Regions from separate parts of the Homo sapiens genome. Here region 2 is linked to region 1. Evidence: read pairs that join two places in POLR2A ChIA-PET (ENCODE). Cell type or tissue: endothelial cell of umbilical vein. All regions are shown on one strand.

Region 1 (2,500 bases):
GGCATGAAAACTTGCATTTAGAAAAAAATCTGTAATTATTCATTATATTATTCCCATAATTAGCAGTTATACGTTTGGTATAGTTATTTATTGACTATTCAGGAGTTACCTTTGTGCGTTTGTACATACCTGTGTGCTTAACAAAAAAAAAATTATTGCACTGAGATTATTCACATTGTCAGGCTCGTTATACAGACTGAACAGTATTTGGTTCTAGCTGTAAGTCCTTCATATCAACCATGAAAATTTGCTCAAGCCCACATTCCCTGAATCTGAGAGAATCACCCTAGATGGTTTGTGGAAATAATTAATAAACTTCATCTCACCTTCAAAAACGGCTATTATGAAACTGATGCATATATTATCTTTATCTTTAGCTTCTGAATATAAGATTTCATCACACCTTGCACACAGTAAGTTTTCCAATGTTACATATCTTGAATGATTAATGCAAAAGAAATCAAGGTGGAACTAAGATGAATTCTTTTACAAGCTCACATTTTGGGGCGATAGCGTTCACAAGGTTTGTTGGTATTTTCCATTCTGATTCTACCATCATACCATTTGGGGAAACTTAACATTTTCTCATTAGATGTCTGGTGCTAAAATAGAATGTAGTTAATCAGGACTGAGAAGGTGTGCAGTGCATACACTTATTAAGGAGCAATCCACTGGCTCCTTATTACAGCTATTAGTTCCCAGGCAACACCTTCCACCTTTTTTTGTTTGTTTCCTACAATGGCTTATTAAAAACCACTGCCTGAATAAATGCCTTCGTATGATGTACAAGGAAAGGTAGATGAAACTGCATTGGCAAAATCATGATCTGGAGGAATTAAGCATTTCAACAATTTAAATAAAATTTTAATTTGGTTTTATTATTCATGGGAAAAATACACATTGGACAAATTTATTAAATATCTATCCTATATCAGGCTGCTTAAAATCAGTGAAACAAAGTTTGTGAACCTAGTTTAAAGTTAACATGATTTATTAATATTTGAATATTTTCATGCAATTAAACCTTTGACTTTATAGCTGAAAGAATACAGTGTTGTGGAATATGCTGGCAGCTTGTCTGTGGTTTGGTTTTCATATTAAGTATAAATGTTTGGCTATTTGAAAAGAGGTATTGGCATCCAGCAGTAATCATTCCCTAATACCAAATATGAAACTTCCAGGTATAAGGATAAATCTTTTTTAAAAAAATAAAAATAAAAAATGTTTCTTAAAGTTTTAGACAGTCATATCAGTGTGTTGCTGGAAGTCATTTAAACATCTGAATTCATCAGAAGCACATAAAATGATAATTCAAAGAATCTGCAGAAATAGGAAGAGTTGTTTGCTTTGGAATAATTCAGTCTTAATTGAGAACCTATTATTTAAAAAAGAAGAGAAGCTCATTTTTACTTAATAGCCCAAGTAAATAAGGAGAAAAGGAAGGCTGGGAGAGTCAACAGACCTTATATCAGAACTTCCTGGAAACTGCCTTGGAGGGTTAGGGGGTGGAATTTTCCTTTTTAAAATGTTGTCTTTCATTGTTGGACATTTGGGTTGGTTCCAACTCTTTGCTATTGTGAATAATGCCGCAATAAACATACGTGTGCATGTGTCTTTATAGCAGCATGATTTATAGTCATTTGGGTATATACCCAGTAATGGGATGGCTGGGTCAAATGGTATTTCCAGTTCTAGATCCCTGAGGAATCGCCACACTGACTTCCACAATGGTTGAACTAGTTTACAGTCCCACCAACAGTGTAAAAGTGTTCCTATTTCTCCACATCCTCTCCAGCACCTGTTGTTTCCTGACTTTTTAATGATTGCCATTCTAACTGGTGTGAGATGGTATCTCATTGTGGTTTTGATTTGCATTTCTCTGATGGCCAGTGATGATGAGCATTTTTTCATGTGTTTTTTGGCTGCATAAATGTCTTCTTTTGAGAAGTGTCTGTTCATGTCCTTTGCCCACTTTTTGATGGGGTTGTTTGTTTTTTTCTTGTAAATTTGTTTGAGTTCATTGTAGATTCTGGATTAAGAAAATGTGGCACATATACACCATGGAATACTATGCAGCCATAAAAAATGATGAGTTCATGTCCTTTGTAGGGACATGGATGAAATTGGAAATCATCATTCTCAGTAAACTATCGCAAGAACAAAAAACCAAACACTGCATATTCTCACTCATAGGTGGGAATTGAACAATGAGATCACATGGACACAGGAAGGGGAATATCACACTCTGGGGACTGTGGTGGGATGGGGGGAAGGGGGAGGGATAGCATTGGGAGATATACCTAATGCTAGATGACGAGTTAGTGGGTGCAGCGCACCAGCATGGCACATGTATACATATGTAACTAACCTGCACAATGTGCACATGTACCTTAAAACTTAAAGTATAATAAAAAAAAAAATGTTGTCTTTAGGCCGGGCACGGTGGCTTATGCCTATAATCCCAGCACTTTGGGAGGCCGAGGCAGGTGGATCACTAGGT
Region 2 (2,500 bases), 300 kb before region 1:
GCAAGTTAATAGTAACCCTAACCTGTGTTTTCAAAAAAGTGTTCAGAGTACGGTATCCCCCTCCCTCCCTGCACCTCTTCCCCACTGTCGGTTCTGGCACCTGGCCTAGGTGTAAAATTGTCAGCACTGTCACTGCTTTTTGGTCTTATTACGAGTGTGTCTGCTCTGATGTGCTGGTTCCAGCATGTCATGGGAGAAGTGTGAGCACAGAAGAGGAGGCTGTGTCAGATCTCTGTCTTCGTGTTAGCAGCCTGCCTCTAAAAAGGCTGCAGGTGAACGGGAGGAGACAGGTTATGATGACCTGAAGGGTACAGAGCCAGGCTGCTCCATGGATCAGGTGTGAATGCTAAAGTGGTCAGGTCACTTTGCTTCTTTCTGAAGTTTCCTGGGTCAGTTCTAGGACCAGTTACCTGTAGATAGAGACGTGAGGCTGAGTCCATGACCCTAGCAGTGGCAAACTCTTGTGTACCGCTATCTAATAGAAGTCTTACAAATTTTCACCATTGCTCACACTTAAGAATCATGTTTTTGGCCAGGCACAGAGGCTCACGCCTGTAATCCCAGCACTTTGGGAGGCTGAGACAGGTGGATCACCTGAGGTCAGGAGTTCAAGACCAGCCTGACCAACATATTGAAACTCTGCCTCTACTAAAAATACAAAAATTAGCTGGGTGCCTGTAATCCCAGCTAATCGGAAGGCTAAGGCAGGAGAATCACTTGAACCTGGGACACAGAGGTCGCAGTGAGCTGAGATAGTGCCATTGCATGCCAGCCTGGGCAACAGAGCGAGACTCGTCAAAAAAAAAAAAAGAATCATGTTTTTAATTTAAGCAAAGCTATTTAAAATAAATCACTAGATAATAGTCTTCGGCTGACCAAATGCTACTTGAAATCTGTACTTTGATGAAATATCTGCCAATGCGTATAGTTAACTCATATTTTTAAGTGTAAACGAATCTAAGATATCTGAGTGGGTGTTTATACTATTCTGCTAGAGTTCTAGGCTGGTTATTTGGTGTAGACTTTAGATCCCCTAGATAGCGGCCTGTAATGGGGTTGGCTTGTCAGAAAACATCAACCTCTTGAAAACCATCCCGATCCCCTAAAATCCATTTCTTATTTTTGATGTGACACTGTTTCAGCTTTTTATTTTTTTCAGAAAGTTTTATTTCTGCTATATTTTTAGATTCAAAAGTATTTATTTAAGGTGAACAAATGATACAGCATACACAACTGCTGGAACTGCTTTTTAATTGAGAACAAAAAGGGAATACCTAGGACAAGAATATGCAATTACCACATTTATTGTTTTCAGTGAATTTTTGTCAAGTTTTATCTTATTGTTAATGTGATGATACAGCAAGCCTTGGAAAAGAATAACACTTGCGTTAAAGAACAAATCTAGATAAAAATGGAAAACTGAGTTAGCCACAACCCACAAGGCCTTCTTTGGGAAGACTCTTGAAGAAAACCGACTCACACTTCACAGAAGAATATGGCACTGTCATTTTTCCCTTTATAGTGCCGAAGTGTTCCTGAACAAAGGCCTCAAGGCATTATCAACTCATCATCTATTTTGTGATGTGCTTTCTATTTTCAGGAACCTGCCCTCCTCCCTCTTTGTTCCTGATGCATCTGATCATTGGTGCCTACTACTTTGGTCCCACACACACTCAGTGTAGCCAGCCCCCACCCGGAGAGTTCACCATGGTGCCCAAGAGCCAGACAGGCAAGGTCATTGTCCACCCACAGGACCAGAGGAAGACTTCAGGCCCCACCCACTCCTCACAGACAAGCTGGAGCTATATGAAGTCTGAAGGAATATAAATTATTCCAAATGATCTGGAAAGAAAGTAATAGACTATAAGTACATTTCCAAGCCCTGGATATTGTTTAAAAAGCAAACAAAACAAAACAAAACAAAAAAACTTCTCTTTTCTCTTGCTGGGATTTCTGATGATACAGTAAACAAGTCCCAACAGGTGACCTAATCAAAAATAGCTATATAGCACTTAGAAATGTATATAGCTCAACCATCAGCCTTGCGGAGTAAGGAAAGAAGAAACCAAAGTATTTATACTTCACTGGTAAACAATGGAATAGATTGTTTCTAAACATGTCTTCCAGCTAAAAAATTCTGCAGTGTAGTTTCTATAAATGACTTCAATCTGATTTTAATATTCATCCATTCAGCCAGATATTCAAAAATTATTTAAGTGCCTGTTATACACTAAACACAGATATACATTAATGAATAAAATAGACACAGGTCCCTCCTACGGGCTACAGCCAACCAAATGACAAACAATTACAGATATACTTACAAACTGCCTACATCTGGGGGAAAAATTAGATTCAGAGATAGAGAATAACATAATGTATCTATATAGACAGACGGATTAGAAATGGCCTCTCTAAGCAGAAAACATTTAAATTAACATTTGAACAATTAAAAAAAAAGGTCTACACTAGCCATGTACAGGGGTGGGAAGTATTGATG

What was found. ChIA-PET counts read pairs that join two places held together with the same protein. Peaks named below come from ENCODE experiments on the same cell type or tissue, not always from the same donor. Only the 100,000 strongest peaks of a DNase experiment are listed, where the experiment ranks them.
Region 2: POLR2A ChIA-PET joins it to region 1 with 7 read pairs; 2 of 35 experiments call an interaction of 5 or more read pairs at or near these places.

The regions. Positions count from the first base shown.
Region 1 is chr4:139,944,101-139,946,600 of GRCh38, reverse strand. All of the region lies in intron 1 of MAML3 (mastermind like transcriptional coactivator 3), which reads left to right. Among named protein-coding and RNA genes, the nearest start is that of MAML3-AS1, 180 kb to the left of the region's middle. In endothelial cell of umbilical vein, no CTCF peak of the experiment used is centred here; a DNase peak (open chromatin) is centred at 1,480.
Region 2 is chr4:140,248,158-140,250,657 of GRCh38, reverse strand. No RefSeq gene overlaps it. Among named protein-coding and RNA genes, the nearest start is that of MAML3, 95 kb to the right of the region's middle. In endothelial cell of umbilical vein, no CTCF peak of the experiment used is centred here; a DNase peak (open chromatin) is centred at 1,127.